2 separate regions of the Mus musculus genome follow, and region 2 is linked to region 1. Evidence: chromatin loops called from intact Hi-C (ENCODE). Cell type or tissue: heart. All regions are shown on one strand. Links, peaks and the distances in the headings refer to the core of each region. The heading gives the core; the rest is flanking DNA.

Evidence for each region. A loop is a pair of places that touch in the nucleus more often than their neighbours do. Peaks named below come from ENCODE experiments on the same cell type or tissue, not always from the same donor. Only the 100,000 strongest peaks of a DNase experiment are listed, where the experiment ranks them.
Region 2: a loop joins it to region 1, with 2.0 times the contacts of the local background. A loop is called at or near these places in 4 of 42 quality-filtered maps.

The regions. Positions count from the first base shown.
Region 1 is chr7:65,491,987-65,502,006 of GRCm38, reverse strand. It overlaps a transcript of Tjp1 not described here. Among named protein-coding and RNA genes, the nearest start is that of BC046251, 85 kb to the left of the region's middle. In heart, for the core only: a CTCF peak has its summit at 3,845 (motif pointing right); a DNase peak (open chromatin) is centred at 3,836; H3K27ac peaks cover 271 bases.
Region 2 is chr7:65,413,005-65,423,024 of GRCm38, reverse strand. It overlaps a transcript of Tjp1 not described here. Among named protein-coding and RNA genes, the nearest start is that of Tjp1, 47 kb to the right of the region's middle. In heart, for the core only: no CTCF peak of the experiment used is centred there; DNase peaks (open chromatin) are centred at 1,354 and 5,484; H3K4me3 peaks cover 838 bases; H3K27ac peaks cover 4,293 bases.

The sequences.
Region 1 (10,020 bases), core at 674-8,673:
GACCCTTTAGGACCTGGGGCTTAGAGAGAAAAAGTTAGGTCTTCAGGGAGTGTGACCTTGAAGGGATATTTTACCCCCAAGCCTCTTTCTGTGTGGCTATATTTTTTTAGCCACCACACTATAAAGAGGCTTTCCCAACCACTCTCCTGTGGTGTATTGGGCTGCCACAGGTCGGAAAGCAACTGTAGACAGAAACCATGAGCCACCTTAAGCCTTTTCTATTATTAAGCTGGTCGGCTCTGTTATTTTGTCTCAGTGATCTGATAAACATGCTGGATTTCGATAGACCCTGTCCCGGTCTAGTGCTTAGATTCCGTTTGCTCGCCTGTGCTAGGGACCAGCCTTCCCTCTCCATTTCTCCCTCCAGCTTGACTGTTCCAGCCCCTGCATGTAAATTAAGCACCAGCCTCATAGCCAGAAGATGCACAAGCCTCACCTATTTTAGTTGAGCTGGGGCTCCCATCCCGCATCTCAGACCCGTCCCATCATCACCTGCTTGCCTGCCTTTGGATTGGCCACAGCCAAGCAGAGTATAAACACATGTTATGTGTGACGGTGGAAGTGGTATGAGGTACTTCAGGAGATAACTGAACACTCAGGGCTGCCCAGTATAGACAACATCACAAAAAAAGGCAGCCTCAGAAGAGGACAGGAAAGCCACATGTGACTTTATTGGGACAAAAATTGCAGAGGTGCTTTTCAGGCCGAGGGAACAGAGAAGAGAAGGAAGCTGGAGCTGGGGAGGGACACAAAGCTCCTGTTGGGTGTTCTGAGCCACGGAGTTCTACAAAGATGCCCCGGGCTGGGTGGATGATGTGGGGGAGGCAGGCAGCAGCACCCCCCCCCCAGCCTCATCTTTCCTTCCAACCACATTTGCTTAGCTTTCTCTCTTCTGCTGGCTGCTGAGATCGTTTTGTGAATGTAGAAGGCTAATGTAAGCCACAGAGAGACGTCAGAAGCAGAGGGGACCACTGAGGATGTACACAGGGAGAACAGGAAGAAGCTGGGGTGAAGAGTTTCTGGAAGGGAGGAAGTGATCCACAGAGACCTTGTCCTCAGAAGGGCACGACAGGCAGCGTGGGAGGAGCAGGCATCAGCGAGGGCCATCTGGGGAGGCCGAGACACATTTGGTTTGGTTTGGTTTTTTTTCTCATAGAGAAGTTAGATTTTTTTTTTTCCCTTTTAGTCACAGTACAGAGAGCTGACGCTGCTTCTGAATCTGCAAACTGCAGCCATTCACTTCTGACAGTCTTACACTTCTGACATCTGTACCTGACTGCCCCCGAGGGGGCCACGCTGGTGGCACGCAGCCTCCTGGTGCTGTGCTTAGCATTGGGAGTGGAGAGTGTGGGGGTATCGGGAGGTAACTGGTGGGGTTTGCTGAGGTAGCAGCTAAGCCGCAGAAGGTTACAGATATAGACACGAGAAGAACATCTTTGTGTTATGGAATGGGTTAACTTATAGAAACTCTTTGTTGAGTAATGTGGGACTATTTGGCTGTGCAGAGGTGATCATCTTATTTGTTGCTCAGTGAGCAGGGTCATTTGATTTCCACATTTATTATTGAACAGACTAAACCGTCCCTAAGAAGCATAACAAATAATGTAGTGCCACTGTTTACACACACACACACACAGAGAGAGAGAGAGAGAGAGAGAGAGAGAACTCTAAGTATATAAAGTATATACAGTTGCATTCATCTTTGAAACACATTTACCCCACTATTGGAAGCAGAGCAGTTTAACTCCATGTGGCTTCTAGCAGGAGCGTGAACCAGGGAAGCTTTAGGGTACATTGTTTTCCATCTGTAAACTTATCTCAGCAGCCAGCAGAACAGAGAAGGCAGAGTTGCTGTGGCTGGAAGAGAAGATGGGGCGGAGAAGGCTGCCTGCATCTGCCAATCATCACCCAGCCTGGAACATCTTTGAGGTGTTGGGAACTGAACCCAAGGCCTTGCACAGGCTAAGCAAATCCTGTCACACTGAGCTATTCCTAACCTTCATCTTTTTTTTTTCAACATTCCTGTGGTTGCTTTAATGAAATTGGCCCCTATAGGTTTCCGTGTTTGAATACTAGGTCCTCAGTGAAACTGTTTGGGAAGGATTAGGAGGTGTGGCCTTGTTGGAGGAGGTGTGTCACTGGGGGTGGGCTCTGAGTAATCAAAAGCCCATGCTCTCTGTCTCCCACTTGTGGATAAGGATGTAAGCTCTCAGCTACTGCTCCAGTGTCATACCTGCCTGCTTCCTGCCATGCTCCCCGCCATGATGCTCAGAACCCTTTTCAACTGTGAGCCCAAATTAAACATTTGTTTCTATAAGTTGCCTGTATGTGTTTTATCACAGCAATGGAAAAGAGACATAGACAATTTCTCTAGCTCAAACTCACCATCCTCCTGCCTCAGCTTCCTATGTACTTATAGGATTACAAAAGTCCAAGCATCGCCTTGCTTAGACTTTAAAGCATGCTGTTTTGTTTTTGTTGTTTGTTTTGAGGGGGCAGAAATACCTCATGTTATGCAGCTGACCCTTCATGAAATCTGACCGCCTGCTGGGAGAGGAGTAAGGTTGGCGAGGAAGGGTCATGTGCTGTGGAACCTCAGCTCTTTTTTATAAGCTTAGAGATAAGCTAACAGAGTCATTTTCTTTCTTCTGGCAAGACGAGAGTGCAATGTCAAGTCACCCTCGTTACACCCTCACGGGTGATCCAGAGAAGACTTATTCTTCAGAGCCTTCCCTGGGGGCTGCTCGAGGGCTCAGTATTCTGGGCGTCCCCTGACTGTTTGCGGTGATGCCCCAGCTTTAGAGTCACCAGCAGGCCTGGGCAGCAGTTGTGTTTCCAAAGACTGACATTCGAATATGCAGCATGTGGGTCTTCAGGCTACTCTAACAAAATGTGCGTGCTGGGTAAGAGTTCTACCGCTGATCTCCATCTCCAGAAGGCTCATGGGCATCTCACTGTATCCTCAAGTGGTGGAAGAGGCAAGCAAACTGCCTTCAGCCTGTTCATCGGGGTGCTGATCCTATCCATGAGGCCTCCACTCTCCTGACCTGGCCACCTCCAGAGGCCCCACCTCCTGATGCCACCCTCCTCTGTCACCTTAGGGGTAGGATTTGAACATATGAAGAGCACGGGGCAGACGTCAGCCACAGCACTTAGGTAGCCAGAACGTCACTTTTCCTGCCTTCAGATGTGACTGACTAGCACCGCATCTGCTTTCAGCTGCAGCGTGCTGAGGGCTGGTTCCGGGGCCTTGTGAGTACTCAGTACAAACTTTGGAAATGGCAGGGACAGTGTAGTGTGTGTAGACTCTCTGGGGTTGGGTGAGAGTGTGTCTTGAATTAGAACCAGAGTTTGCAAACATTCCAGAGGAGACAAGTCTCACCCCAAAAACAGGTGGGGAGGGGGCGCCAGACTACAGAGTGGGTTCAATGCAGAGAGAACAACAAAGACCCCCAAGTTCCCAGATGCCTTTTGGGCTGTCAGTACCAAGAGCAGTCGTATTTGACATTTAATATTGGCTAATGCCTCTTGTGCATCAAAGCAGCACACGCACAATACAGTCCGTGGACTGGACACCATGTGAATTGGCCCTCGCCATGGGCTAAGAACTTGACTACTGCACTGCAGCCCTGTGGAGAGCCTTGCTTAAGGGATTGTGGGGGCAAGCTGGCATGTCTACACTCCAGCAGATACCCAGGTTGTGTGTTCACATCGTCCAGGACACGGAGCCTGGGGAGGATGCTTCTGCCATGTAACCTATTTCTCAGCCCTTCAGCAGGCCTCTGATGTTGTCATTGTAGATGTGGGCCCCAAGGGCAGGCTGGCCGGCTGTCGTGGCCTCTCAGCCAGCCACAGGGGGGCAGTACTCTCTAGCCTGTGTGGTTCGGCTGCCTGCTGAAACAGTCTGGTCTAAGACACTATTTTGTTGCGGCTATCTCTCATCCATCACAACTCTACATGAATTCATGACATGTGGGCTTTAGTGTAGATGTAAAAAGTAGTGAACCTTGGCCCACTTGAGTTGCTGACAGCAGTGGGCAAGTGGGGATTTAAGGGACCGTGACCCTGTGCTTGTCTGAAGGTGGATAATATACCATGTACTATGGTAAACTGGGGCAGTGATGGACCACCAGTGACCCTGTTGAAGGTGGGAATCACTGCAATACATCTTTGAAGCCTTCTTTGCTACCAGTAATAATCAGGCTTTACTTTATTTAAGTTCATGAACATTTATTATTTCTTCTGGAGGGGAAAATACATACATACGTACATATATAAGTACATACACATGCACACATACATACATACATGTATTCCTGACTTTCGAACTATTTTATTTTATTTTATTTTATTTTATTTTTGATCTTTCAAAAATCGTATTCATGGATGGTGGACTCAGGTGCTTCTGGGTAAAGACAGCTGAGTAGATGACAATCTGCAGAAAGGGGAACAGAGAATGCCGCAGGCAGGAGTGAGTTAGAGGGAGCTGGGGGGGGGGTGGTGACTTCTCTAAGTGGATTTCTGCTTGGAAAGAGAGAGTGGAGATTCTGAAGAGTAAGATTCCTGCTGAGGGATCAAGGGGGGGGGGGGACACCTGGGGACCGACAGGCATGGTTGTGGAGCAGATGGGATGACCCTGTCCTGCCCTTCACCTGGGTCAGCAGTGGGGTGTGAAGGGGATGGGATGACGCCAGCAGTGGAATGCTGGCTTGACAGGTTTCAAAGAGAAGTGCAATAAAAGACAGGAGAGCTGTGATTCTAAGTGAGGGCACATCTCATCCCAGGTGATTCAGAAGGGACCACGGCTGCTGGCTCTGTGTAAAAGATGAGAGCAGCCTAGAAGTCCAGTGAGCAGATGGGAGTGGGGTCAAGGCTACAGCCACGGTTTTTGCAGTTGTTTGAAGTGGCAATTTTGTAGCCACAGTAGGCATCTGTTTACCTTGCTGTCTTTGCTCTGGTTTTCTTTTTTTTTTGTTTTTTTTTTTTTGGTTTTTTTTTCCATTTTTTATTAGGTATTTAGCTCATTTACATTTCCAATGCTATACCAAAAGTCCCCCATACCCACCCACCCCCAATCCCCTACCCACCCACTCCCCCTTTTTGGCCCTGGCGTTCCCCTGTACTGGGGCATATAAAGTTTGCGTGTCCAATGGGCCTCTCTTTCCAGTGATGGCAGACTAGGCCATCTTTTGATACATATGTAGCTAGAGTCAAGAGCTCCTTCATAATGTTGTTCCGCCTATAGGGTTGCAGATCCGTTTAGCTCTTTGGCTACTTTCTCTAGCTCCTCCATTGGGAGCCCTGTGATCCATCCATTAGCTGACTGTGAGCATCCACTTCTGTGTTTGCTAGGCCCCGGCATAGTCTCACAAGAGACAGCTACATCTGGGTCCTTTCGATAAAATCTTGCTAGTGTATGCAATGGTGTCAGCGTTTGGATGCTGATTATGGGGTGGATCCCTGGATATGGAAGTCTCTACATGGACCATCCTTTCATCTCAGCTCCAAACTTTGTCTCTGTAACTCCTTCCAAGGGTGTTTTGTTCCCACTTCTAAGGAGGGGCATAGTGTCCACACTTCAGTCTTCATTTTTCTTGAGTTTCATGTGTTTAGGAAATTGTATCTTATATCTTGGGTATCCTAGGTTTTGGGCTAATATCCACTTATCAGTGAGTACATATTGTGTGAGTTCCTTTGTGAATGTGTTACCTCACTCAGGATGATGCCCTCCAGGTCCATCCATTTGGCTAGGAATTTCATAAATTCATTCTTTTTAATAGCTGAGTAGTACTCCATTGTGTAGATGTACCACATTTTCTGTATCCATTCCTCTGTTGAGGGGCATCTGGGTTCTTTCCAGCTTCTGGCTATTATAAATAAGGCTGCTATGAACATAGTGGAGCATGTGTCCTTCTTACCAGTTGGGGCATCTTCTGGATATATGCCCAGGAGAGGTATTGCTGGTTACTACAGAGCAATTGTGATAAAAACTGCATGGTACTGGTATAGAGACAGACCAGTAGACCAATGGAATAGAATTGAAGACCCAGAAATGAACCCACACACCTATGGTCACTTGATCTTCGACAAGGGAGCTAAAACCATCCAGTGGAAGAAAGACAGCATTTTCAACAATTGGTGCTGGCACAACTGGTTGTTATCATGTAAAAGAATGCACATCGATCCATACTTACCTCCTTGTACTAAGGTCAAATCTAAGTGGATCAAGGAACTCCACATAAAACCAGAGACACTGAAACTTATAGAGGAGAAAGTGGGGAAAAGCCTTGAAGATATGGGCACAGGGGAAAAATTCCTGAACAGAACAGCAATGGCTTGTGCTGTAAGATCGAGAATTGACAAATGGGACCTAATGAAACTCCAAAGTTTCTGCAAGGCAAAAGACACCGTCAATAAGACAAAAAGACCACCAACAGATTGGGAAAGGATCTTTACCTATCCTAAATCAGATAGGGGACTAATATCCAACATATATAAAGAACTCAAGAAGGTGGACTTCAGAAAATCAAATAACCCCATTAAAAAATGGGGCTCAGAACTGAACAAAGAATTCTCACCTGAGGAATACCGAATGGCAGAGAAGCACCTGAAAAAATGTTCAACATCCTTAATCATCAGGGAAATGCAAATCAAAACAACCCTGAGATTCTACCTCACACCAGTGAGAATGGCTAAGATCAAAAATTCAGGTGACAGCAGATGCTGGCGTGGATGTGGAGAAAGAGGAACACTCCTCCATTGTTGGTGGGATTGCAGGCTTGTACAACCACTCTGGAAATCAGTCTGGCGGTTCCTCAGGAAAATGGACATAGTACTACCGGAGGATCCAGCAATGCTCTGGTTTTCAAGACAGGGTTTCTCTGTGTAGCCCTGGCTGTCCTGGAACTCATTCTCTATCTTCATGTTTCTGTCTCCTGAGTGCTGGGCTTAAAGAAGTGTGCCACTGAAGCCTGGCTCTTGCTTGCATGCTTGCTTTTTCCCTCCCTCCCTCCCTTCCTTCTGTCCTTCCTTCCTTCTGTCCTTCTTTCCTTCCGTCCTTCCTTTCTTGCTTGCTTGCTTGTTTGGTTTCGTGTCTGATAATTACAAGGACTTAGGAAGGCAGTGACTGATCAGAGGAGGGACAGAGAAACAAGATGCTAGATGCAGAGTCTCTAGTGATAACTTGAATAAAATGTATACAAAGTAAACACGAAGAATTCAAATTCAGTTAGAATATCAGAAGAAACTTGAGGATAAACAACCTTTGGGAGGAAAAGAAGATGATTTGTGGAGGCAGTTAGAGAATAAACGCTAAAGCGACCTAAGACATCTACAAGTGTCGCTGGTGGGTGTCAAAACAGAGAGGGTTCATTTGAGCGAAGAGCAGAAACATCTGTGGAATCTGGGCCAAAGCCTGTGAAGGGATTGTTTTGTGACTTCATTTTTTTTCTGACTGTCACGCTCTGGATACCTGCAAGAGATGAAGTTAGGCCTGTTCTCTGAAAGCATCGCTTTGATAGGACCTCAAAGACTTCTGCACTTAATGCCCTAATTTATTTTAATGTACAGGAAGTTCACAGCTCTTTCAGAAATGAGCTGTGTTGGATATTTTGAAATCCACTGTCAAATAAAAGCTTTTTGCAAGCATTCCTTCCTCCCATCCCCTCATCTGTCACGCCCTGCTAATAACCGAGTTCTTAATTAGCTCTTGCCTGTAACCCATGTTTGTATTTGAAGTTGAAAACCACTTTTGAAGTTACAAATATTTCAGTAATGGACTTTAGTTATACGCATATGCTTAGAAGGAAAATTTCTTTTTTAAAAACTTATTGTTACTCATACATTTTAGATCTTTTTAAAGGAGTAATTACAGCTAGAGGTCATTCTTGTTTCCCCAGTTTATTGAGTTGGCGACACGAAGATGTTACTATTAGTGTTGTGATTTGGTGTCACTGAAGGCGGGGCCGACTCTTGATAGGGCTGAGGAAATGTCTGGGTTGGATATGGAACGGATTGGAGGACCAAGGAAACCCCACCCTTGCCTCGCTGTCCCAGAGAAGCAACCTTAATATAAGTTACACAAAGCACTGAATCACCATAGGCCTTGTTTAGTAAGACGAATAGGAAGACCTGGGTTGAGCTGTCTCACCTTGATTTGGTTTGCTGTTTATTCTTTATCTAAAGCTAGCAATTATGCACTTGACCTGACAGTGTAGAAACACTGCTACAGGAGACATTTACCCACCTTGTCTGCGAATGGACACTTGTATCCAGAGTAAGATATTTTAGAATAAACTAATATTCTGATTTTGGGAAGACATGGCCTTGCCAGATCCTTCTGTCAATGGTTAATAATTTTAAATGTGACCGGAGCATGAGTCCCCAGACAGTCACCAGCACTGGTCTTGGTCACCAAGCACAGACATGAGAGAGATTTTGATCTTTCTAGCAAGCTTTGGATACTGCTAAATGTGTGTGCTAACTGATTTAGGGTGAATTTTAACAGGCCCTAAAACTCAAATTACCCATTGGCTTAGGGGAGTCCTGACCCTGCTGCCTTGAAGTGTCTCTGTTGGGACCTTAGGTTTTTCCTTCTGACTAGTATGTTCCCTTTCACCCACTCACCCTGCCCTGCCTCCAGGACCTGTGCCCTTGTCTTCTTTTCCAGAGTCTTCAGTCTTTCCAGGATTAATATTTTCTCTGTTTGACTAAATCTCACTATCTTTAAAAATATTCTTATGTGATTTGTCATCTTTCTTTTCTTTCACTGGCTGGGCTGGACTGTCACAAGCCTCTGGAATCTGTTGAGCCTAAGAGGCAAGATTAAGATCACTACCACAATTTTTGAGCCAAATCTGAAGCAAGATTCATTAAATACCGACCAGGATGATAGACACTTGCCAGATCCATACCTGGGATTCCCAGAGAATGGCTACAAGTTATGTAAATCAGGTGCTTATAGAGGCAAAACCCACAAGGCTACACATTTCCGGCCTTCATCCAGTCCAGAGCAGGCATACATCCTGCCTAAGTACCTCATGCCTACATGTGAGCAAGCACGGCTTGTGCAGTTGGGGCAACCAACCTTGTTTACAGAAGTGAAAACATGTGGGTTGTTATCTTTTTATTATTATTATTATTAAGATTTATTTATTTTATGTATGTGAGTACACTGCTGTTCTCTTCAGACACACCAGAAGAGGGCATCAGATCCCATTACAGATGGTTGTGAGCCACCTTGTGGTTGCTGGGAATTGAACTCAGGCCCTCTGAAAGAGCACTGAGCCATCTCTCCAGCCCCTTGGGTTGTTATCTTACATGAACACCAGCCCTTGGCATTCCAGGAGCTATATGCTTTGGGGCTTGTAGCTTAGAGGGTTTTTTGTTATTGTTGTTTGTTTGTTTGTTTGTTTGTTTTATAGATCTCTTTAAAACAGTTATTTAATAGCTGGGCTGTGGTGGCACGCCTTTAATCCCAGCACTTGGGAGGCAGAGACAGGTAGATCTCAGAGTTCAAGGACAGCCACATCAGTCAGGGATATACAAAGAAACCCTGTCTCAAGACAAGACAAGACAAGGCAAGACAAGGCAAGGCAAGACAAGACAAGACAAGACAAGACAAGACAAGACAAGACAAGACAAGGAATATACAAAGAAACCCTGTCTCAAGACAAGACGAGACAAGACAAGGCAAGACAAGACAGTAATGTAGACTTAAAACATAACTCTAGGCCTTACACATGCTCCTGTCACAGCTTCCCCAGCAAAAGCATTCCAGGCACAAGCCACTGAGCTTGTGATTACATGGGTGATGGCGATCTGGACTTAAGTCCTCATGCCTGCACAGCTGGCATGTCACCAGCCCCATGATCCGACATCATCCTCATCGCTACTCTGCTGTCCTTCCTGGTGCTTGCTTTTGCTTTTGTTGGAAAGAAGACTGGTAAGTTTCAGGTTGACCTTATGTTTTTGATCTTCCTGTCTCCTAGCCCCACCCCGCCTCCCCAGGTCACAGGTGTC
Region 2 (10,020 bases), core at 1,127-9,126, 79 kb after region 1:
TCCCAGCACTCTGGAGGCAGAGGCAGGTGAGTCTCTGTGAATTGGAGGCCAGCCTTGTCTACAGAGCAAGTTGCAGGCCAGACAAGCAGTCGCTAGTGGGGAGGGAATGTCGCTCACTGGTAGAAGTCTTGCCTCCTATGTTTTAGGCCACAGGTTTGGTGCCCAGCATCCAACAACCAAACAGGCCAACAGGCAGAAGGCTCTTGGGCTTTGGCTAGAAAGTCAACCAAAGGCTTGCCAAAGACTGTGGATGGTTCTGGTGCTTGTCAGGGCTACACTTAAGGGACAGGAGTGGAAGGTTTTGCTGAGAGTCCCCGTGAGTAGCCAGACTTAGGTTTAGCATTCCTTACAGGAACTGGCTGGGTGTGGGTCTGCACTTCAGATAAGACTGGTGCTCCATTTGAGATTAAAAACCCTCCCCTGTCCTAAGCTTCACCCTTTCATCAGTCAGCTTTCACTTACTCCAGGTTACTCTCCAAGGAGAATAAAAACCTTTGAAAAGAGCATGACCATGGGTACTGCTTCTTCTAGTACTTCTATATTTACCCCTTTGCTGATGTATGTAAATTTATGTATGTAAATTTTTATTCAGATTTAATTAGCAATTCTTTCAGCTTGACCTTTGCCGATTTTCATTGGAAGCAGGAAAGCTGTCCAACGATGGGGACTGCTACGGGTGGGCTAGAGAGATGGCTCAGCTGCTCAGAGCACTGGCTGGTCTCTTAGAGAGAACCTGGGTTCAATTCCCAGCACACAAAAGAAGGCTCCCAATAGTCTGGGATTGGGACGCCAGCCCTACACAAGTGTGGCCCACAGACATACATGCAAGCAAACATCCATGCATACACAATTTCAAAAATTAAAAAAAGAAAAGTGAGCCGGGCGTGGTGGCGCATACCTTTAATCCCAGCACTTGGGAGGCAGAGGCAGGTGGATTTCTGAGTTCGAGGCTAGCCTGGTCTACAGAGTGAGTTCCAGGACAGGGCTACACAGAGAAACCCTGTCTCAAAAAAAAAAAAAAAAAAAAAAAAAAAAAGAGTTCTGCTTAAAAGCCATTTTCTGTTTCTTGGGGGGTGGGGGGAGGCATTAGACATTTTTTTGTCTTAAAAGCTCACAGTCAAGCTGAGAACCGAAAGTTAAAAAAAAAATAGCTTTATTTAAAATCTGGTTTTGGCCACTCACTTTTACCCAGAAATTCACGTGAATGGACTAAGCCACTGTGCTCACTGCAGGACCCCGTAGTCAGCTCGCAGAACACAGGAACACAAACAACTTGCTGAGGTTTCTTCTAGTTCACAATGGATGGCTTCCTCTTTCAACCCAGGGCATTGTCTCTGTCTCCTGTACTGGGGAGGCTGGTCACGTGGTGGACGATGCCAGTCTCAGTCACATCCTGAAACAGCAATGTGCTGCTTTTGCCATCCCTACCCCTCCCCCTCTCCGCTGTGGGGACCGAGGTCCCTGTAATCCTGGTGACTGACTCTGACAGTCCACGGCAGGGGCTGTGCTGTGAGGTGCAGACTCGTCCCTCACACGCTCCCTCATTGTTACCCTGGGGTCCCTTCTATACCCAATGCCTCCTCCTCCTCAGGAGGAAGGAAGGGAGGGAGGGAGGGAGGGAGGGAGGGAGGGAGGGAGGGAGGAAGGAAGGAAGGAAGAAAGGAAGGAAGGAGAGAAACCATGGTTCAACTCCCATGTTGCCTAGATCAGACCCTGTCTTTGTTAGTGTGACCACACTTCTTTTAGCATTATTTATTGTGGTAGTTACCACCATTCAAAGAACATGGAGTAAATATTGTCTTATCCAGAAAAACTATGTTGTGCAACAGAGAAACTTCGTGGGATGGCACATTTGAGAACACAAGAGGTGGAGGAGAAGGGGATGGCTTTTCTTTCTGTCCCTGTGTTTTCTTTTTTGTTTTTATTTGTCTGTCTGTTTTTTTTTTTTTTTTTTTTTTTCAAGACAGGGTTTCTCTGTGTAGTCCTGGATGTCCTGGAACTCCATCTGTAGGCCTTGAACTTAGAGATCCACATGCCTCTGCCTCCTGCGTGCTGGGATTAAAGGTGTAGCTGGCTCCTTCTCTCATTTTGTTCACAAAGGAAACAGAGTCATCACAAGGAACAGTGCCCTTGAGAGATACAGCTTCCACACTCAGGTCCCAGGAACAAAGGCATCTGTCTTTTCTTGTCATATGTGTTCAGCACCTGGGTTAAGGATTGCCTGAAAGAACTGTCCTAAAGAGCCTTTATATTTGGGGCAACTTTTTTTTTTTAACCTGAAAAACACTCGGGATTTCTAGCAAGCATTCAGTATATGTGGCACGGAATAATGAGTTGGGCTATTTAATAAGAAACATATTTGCCAGTTAGACATCAAATGAAGTGCTTAGAGTTACTCCAAGCTCTCTAAGCTCCAGTGCTCTTTGGGCAGAGCTTGCCCTTCCCCCACAGCAAGCCCTAGGTGTATGTCTGCTGAGCCAGAACACGCTCCTGGCCAGTTTTCCTCTCCCAACTCCCCTTTGTTCCCAGAGCCGAATTTCAAACTTGGCGTGGAATCCCAAAGGTGGCTTTCTGCTGGAGCATGTGTGTGTCACTATTGCTGCTATGGATCTCTGTGGCCCCGGTGTGGCTTTAGTCCCATGAGTGTCTTGTGCATGCAGAGCTTGTGGTGAAGGCCCTGCCTTGCTGTGTGAAGTGGGCAAGTGAGATGCACTGCGAGACTCAGGCTAGACCAATGCATGGCCACTTGGAAGAGTTGACACAGAGACAGGAAGTAGGTTTAGTTTTTTATTCTTACTCCAGTGTTGGCTGTGCCTTTTCTTCACTGGTTAGGGTCTGAGCTCACCATCTTGTTCATTTGTCTAGTCTGAAAAGAATTGTCACACAGGAAATGAAGGAGGAAGGAGTCACTGTTCCAAGGAGATAAAGGTTATTGTTCTCAGTTATCAAATTCTTAGAACAGTACAGCAGGGCTTTTATGTAAACAAGGTTTTACTGGATGAGGAGGTCTAAAACATTTGCATAAAAGTCTCAAAGGTAGGGGAGATAAAGATTTTTCCCAAACACAATTTATAGTATTTGATGGAAAAGATTCATATTTGATATTAGTCACACTTGGAACATACACTACTACCCAAAGATCACAGAACCATTTTTTTTTTTAATTCTAGATAAATAAATGTGAAGTTGGGTGTGGTGGTTTATATTTATAATCCCAGATCATAGAAGAAGCAGGAGGAATTTAAATTTCAGGTCAGCCTAGGCTACACCTTGAGACCTTATCTCAAAAATCCCCAAAGAAAGTCCAAAGAAAGAATGCAGTTGGCTGGGTGGTGGTGGTACACACCTGTAATCCCAGCACTTCTAAGGCAGAGGCAGGAGGACCTCTGTGAGTTTGAGACTAACCTGGTATACAAAGCAAGTTCCAGGGCAGCCAAGTCTATAGAGAAACCCATCTCTAGAGAAAAAAAAAATGCAGTAGAGGAAAGGAAGAAAGGAGGGAGAGGGGAGGAAGAAAGGGAAGGAGGAAGGAGCAAGGGAGTAGAGGGGGAAGAGAGGAGGGAGAGATGGGAGAAGAAGAGGAAAAGAGAGAAACAGATTTCAAGATCTCAAGATTTTGAGTCTCAGAGATGGTAAGTGTCCTCAATGTTCTTTGGTGTGTTAGGAAAGAGTCACCTAATGTCACTCTAATGGATGAATGTTAAAGCTAAGACACCCATTGGGGGCGGGGTGGAGGGTGGGTTACTAAGACAGAGGCATCCATGGGGGAGGGGACCTGCTAGGGCTGGACACCCCTGCGGGGAAGGCCGGAGCTAGGACTGAGACATCTCTGGGGAATGCTTGTGTGGAGACACCTGTAGGGACTGTAGCAGAGCACCAGCTGTCTCCAGTATCTGAAGTATGTTTTCCTTGTACTATCTTTGAACTGTGTTTTGTTTATTTTCATTTTCTGTTCTAGTCTGGGCTTTCATCTTTTGAAGTCTGAATTTGAGGCTCAAGGCTGAAATAAAATAAGCCTTTTAAATCTTAGGGAGAGTTAAGTATCAAAGGAAGACTCCACACAATCTAGGATCGCACAGTTAAATCTGTATTTATGCTCACGGTAAAAAATACCCCTCTGACCCGAGAACATTCTAGAGTTTGGAGGAAACAATAACAAACAACAGAGCTTTGGATGGGAACAGTGTTTTGGATAGGAAAGGCCCTGTTATCTCCCTATCATCCAGTGGGACAAACACCTGGGCCTGCCTGTGGACTGCCAACCAGTGCCTTCCTGCCTTCAGGGCTCCTCCCACAGCGGACAGACCACTGCCAACCACCTGGCTTGCCTGCCTATGGCTGGGAGCTCTACACTCGTCCAGCTCCATCTCCTTCAGAACACCCCACGATCGGTAGAAGCACCCTTACAGGCTTTCTCTCGGAGAATTGAGCCATAACTGGACCTGAGACCTCGTTGGCAGTTTATCAACATTTCTGGGGCACCTTCCCAGGGTTGTACAGTAAGCAACCGGCTAGAATGCTTTCTCACAGTTTGACCAGCCAACCCTTCTGTGATGGGTCTTGTTATTGGAAAGTTTGCCGCTCACTTCTATTCTGTCTCTGGGTGGTCCTCTGAGTGGATGTTTCTCAGTCAGGGTTGTGACTGGACTCGCACACACACACAGTTGGTGTTCTAAGGTAGTTTCTTCATGTATGTGCTAAGGCGTCAGGCCTGTCTCCCACGTGACCAGTACACAGTGGCGCACAGGAAGAGTTCTCCAGGCAGGTGTACCAAGAATGCTCAGGACAAAGCTGCCATCTTGACACCACGGGGGCAAATCTCAGAAGTCTGGCAGCGGCTTTTCTGGTGCTTCCAAGGGAGGGTGAGCGGAGGAGGGTTTGTTCACTGGAGCACAGGGAAAGATGGCCACTGAGGGGAGGAGAGTCATGTATGGAAATGTGCTATCCCAGCTAGAAAACACCATTTTCTCACAGTCTAGCATGCCATCTCCCTGTATTAGAATGTTCTAGTTCTCCCGTCGCTCTCCTGATGTTTGAGTTCTCTGTCTTTGCTCTTATTTCCCATTTTGAATACCTTTTTTAGAGCTGTTTGGGAAATCTCCCAAAAGTTGGGTAAGTGGGGCTGGAGTGCTGACAGAGGCTTCTTGTTACTGGCTCTAAATGGATGCTCTGTGTCCTCTTTAGAAGGGTTATCTTTCCTTTCCTTTATCCAGTAAAAATATGTTTGGGGATCCAGGGCTTGTCTGGGTAATGATCCTAAAAAAATGATCCCTCTTGCTGCAGAGCCAGCCCCAAGGAGGTGGCCAGAGAAGCTGTGGCCTGGCCACAGTTCCCCTCCGACCTTGGACTGGTTGTCACGCACACTTGGACAGCGTTTCCGCTCTTTGTCTGAGCATGCATTCATCATCTTGTTGGTTGTATGAGTCTCTCTCATCCTCCTCTTTGCATCCCGTCTTCATTTAACCCCAATCTTCACTCTTGGGGCTGGTTGAGGGGTGATGGGCTCAGCTCCCAGGCAGCCTCTGGAGACACAGGGCACTTGGCGCAGGCAGAAGCACCTCCCCTAGCTGATAGCCCTGTGGGGGACTCTCTCCTGACAGGAATTGATAAGGGCACATTATGTAAAATCTGGAGGGCAGAGCTTTCCCTTTTAGGTCAGTACTCGGCCTGGAGCTAAAAAGGCTAATCAACAGAAGCATTTTCTGTGTTCATTCCAGAGACTTTCCCAGGGGCACAATAAATCTCACAGGCCTGTTTACAGGAGCATTGTTATTTAACAAGCCAGGCTTCCGAGTTTAAGAGTTTTTGGTTTCATCCAATCTAACCCAACCCGCCACATTCATGATTCATTACCAGTTACTCAGACTGCGTTCTGTAAGGTAATGTAATTTTGCATACTTAAAAATAATCTTCACATACAAGATTAACCTTATGCGCGTTGGAAGACGATTTAAAAGCTGTATGTCTTTCTTCTCTTTTTAAGCCTACTGGGAAAGTGTCAGTCCTGGCTCTAATCTCACCAGCTAAGGAGACCAACTGAGCTAGTTCATCTCCTTTACTCATTCATTCATTCATTCATTCATTCAGGAGATGCAGCTTATCATGTTTATACATCATTCATTCATCTGTTCTTTCATTCAAAACAATGGTTCAAGCCTGGCTCTAGAAGATGAAAACATGCGTGGAGCTCATGCAGCCTTCAAGATGCTGCAGGTCAGCATCAGAAGGACCTGGTGCTGTCTGGGGAGTGGTCATTTGATCTGGGTTTGGTCCTAAAGAACAGAGATGGTTTCAGTGGAGGGGGAAGGATTAGGGGATGTGGGCGGAGCCTGATCCAAGTGTGACTGACAGCCCTGACCCTCCAGTGTAACCTCAGCTTGTAGGAGCGTGGGGCAAATTCTCCATGGCTCTGATCACAGAAATACATGGTCTCTAAATTTTAATAAGCACTGATAAATCCACCAGAAATATTATAGCTCATGGACAGTCCCTGCAACAGTGTCTTGTGAGCATGTTCCAGGCTCTCTCTAGAAGGTTCCCACAGACAACATCTCAGGAGGGAAGGCAGCTCTTGGAATCTGCGTTGCAAATATTTCTTTTGTTTGTGGCTAGAGTAGGGTATTGTTTCCTGCATGCTTCAGGTATTCCCTGCCTACTCTTCTGGCTTCATTTTACAGCTTCATTTTATGCAGGAAAACCAAGATCCATTTGAAACTAAGTTTGGTTTAAAGGAGATAGAAATCCAACTTCCCTCATCTTTCTCAGAGTTACCCAATTGCATTAAATACATTTATTAAGTAATCTCTTAGTATTTTTCGGAAGGCTCAGCTTTATAATAATGTATATTTACTGAATATCTCTGTAATATATCCCCTTGCATATTTTCAAGTCTTTGCTGTGATCCATTGATAAATCTTGTTGATTTCTTCTCCGGTTTCATATCGTTCTAAGACCTGTGTGTTCTAACAGGAAAGAAGTTGTAAACTGTTCGCAAAATCTTTCTCATGTCCCTAGAACCAGCATTTAAATGAACCTTGAAGAAGTTTACTTTTGGCTTGATTTGCTGAAAAGCTCCACTGTCTTAAGTAGTGAGAACCTGGCGGGCACCAGAGCCGTGGCCTGGGTAGTTCCTTTGCTTGATTTATTTTTCCTTCCTTTTCTGCAAGTCTGTAAATGTTTATTGCGTATTGTCCGTCCTTGTCATTGCTTGTTTGGGGCCTGAGGGGGCAGTGACATTTTCATGACCCTCAGAGCTACACAGACATGGATGAGAGTTGGAGCTCTCCGGTGGCCTTTAAACAAAGCTATCGTACCCAAGATGGGGACTAGGCTCCTCAGTCCCCATTTCCTTGCTTCACCCTAAGGTTTTGGCCAGCCGCTGGTCAGAGTGAGGCAACTTCTAACTGATGTTTTAACAGAGAGATAGCAAGGAGCTGCGGCTGCAGTTCTCTGCTGATGGTTTCTAAATGTTTCTAAAACAAAATTTTTTACATCCTGAGACAATTTTCAGGGGAATACACACACCCAATTCTGTGGAAAAATAATGGAAAGCTATGAAAAACTCCCACGCAGAGGCAAGAGGAGGAAATATTTTTCCATTGACCGGAGCCCGTGTAGGCCATGTAGGAGCTGGGAAGGCTCCTTCTGAAAGGAACGCAGGGGCTGTTTCCAGCCTCAGTGGTTTGTAGTTTGGGCCTTTCTTGATAAGGACATAATGACCTTTTATCATATCCTATGATCATGATGAACTTGACCTTATCAGAAACACGGACAGTTTGGTTCCTTGATTTGGGTTTTTTTTTTTGCTCATAAGTCATCTTTTGGTTTTTAGAGTTAAATGACAAAGTTCTTCTGTTGGCCACAAACAGCAGGTAAGGTCTGGGCCTGCATCAGCTTTGCTGGTTGAACTTTGCTGGGTGAGAGGATAGTCCATCAGCTGTTAGCAATTGCTTTCTTCTTTCCTTTCATATCACACATCATTCATCTTATTAGTCTTAAATGAGTCCCTCAAGCCAACACATGGAGACGAATTCAGAGAACTTGGAAGCAACTAGAAGCATGGTGTCGTGAGGCATCCTTATAGATGGGACTGGAGCCTTGTAAAGATGTCACAAGGCTCGGGCCCAGTGTCCTTGCCCTTTTCTGAGTGCCCCCCCCCCCCCCACTTCAGGTGACTCTCTGTTGTCCGTGAGGTAGTATAGTGACCTCCTTATCACTCTTGCTATCTCCCTTCCAAGCTGTCCCAGGTTGGGGCCCTGCCTCACACAGCAGGTGGCTCTCCTCAGTTCTAGCAGCTTTAGCTTCCAGCCAGAAGGCTGTGTTATCCGCCCATACCCCTTGCTCCCGTTTAACTTGTGCAAAGCAAATTATATTTTTCAGCAGAGCTGAAAACCATGGAATGTTTTCCGGGCATGCCAGAGTAATGTTTTCCGAAGTGACATTTGACTTATATACAAGAGGCCCTTTTCCTCCCCTGCATAAATACACACGAAGGACAGCTTTTGTAATATAGTAAATAAGATCCCACACGAATTCCACACAACAGACTGTGTGGGGAGCTCACATAATAAAATGAAGAATGTTGCCTGCTTACTTTCTGACCAGTGTGGAGTTTTCATCATACCCTGCCTCTATCAGAGCCATGAACACACACACACACACACACACACACACACACACACACACACACACACACACTCTTAAACGTAGTGATCAAAAATGATCACTTTTTCTCCTAAATGGAACACACCCATTACTGTAGCTGTCCTTTATGTTGCAGAAAGGATGAAGGCACTCTCTAAATATAGTTAATGACTTAAGCTAATGCTAAATCTGTGAGGGAAAAAAATGTGTTGAGATTTGGGTGGGTGTTGCCAGGAGGAACAGGAATGTGGGGGGCAGGACCAGGTGACACGGGGATAAAGTCATGCCAGACGTAAACGCACATTTCAAGAGAAGGTTTAGCAGAGAATTAATACGCTGCTATTTCTGTCAAGGAGAAGGTGTCACATCACTAAAAGAAGGAGGAAAAAAAAAAAAAAACAACCCTTAAAGCTGTATTTACATCAAAGTTTATGTCATCTCTGTTTCCCTTCTCCTAAGTGCCCATGATGAAAGTATGCCTTTGAGATTGTTAATTGCAGATTTATTTCTGTCCTGTTACCAATCAGGGATGGAGGCTGCTCTTAAGGAGCTTGTGGCCCTCGGTTGCCGCTGCAGAGCCTGCTGATGTGAACTGATCGGAATCGGACGAGGTGCATGCATATTTCTGCTTAGCATCACATCTCGTTTCTTTGCCTCTTCTGTGTGCAGCATCCTCCTCTACAGAGCTTGCTTTCCCTTAAGGCTCCTGAGGGGTCAGGCCCACTTCTTGCACCATGCTGCTGGGGTGCCTCAGCGTATTTAGTGCTCCTCTGTCTAGAGATTTTTCCGAGGTTTTACCTGTTTGTGCATGGTACCTCTGGTGGATTGAATATGCTTGACCTAGGGAGTGGCACTATTAGAAGGTATGACTGTGTTAGAGAAGGTGTGGCCTTGTTGGAGGAAGTGTGTTACTGTGGGCGTGGGCTTTAAGACCCTCATTCTAGCTGCCTGGAAGCCAGTCTTCTCCTAGCAGCCTTCAGATGAAGATGTAGATCTCTCAGCTCCTCCTGTACCATGCCTGTCTGGATGCTGCCATGCTCCCACCTTGGTGATCATTGACTGAACCTCTCTGAACCTGTAAGCCAGCCCCAATTAAATGTTGGCCTTATGAGAGTTGCCTTGGTCATGGTGTCTGTGCAGAGCAGTAAAATCCTAACTAGGACAGTACTTAATTCTCCCATTTTAGGTAACGTTTGTTAAATCAATTCTTTTACAAATAAAGAATATACTTCTTCAGACATGATCATAGTTAACATATTAGACATTGTAATGTGGCCACTCTCCTCGGAAGATAGGAGAAATAGCAGTAGCTGATATGGGGAGCCTTGTGTGTTGAGGATGCAATGGACCAGGCAGGTAAAAACCATCAACAAAGTG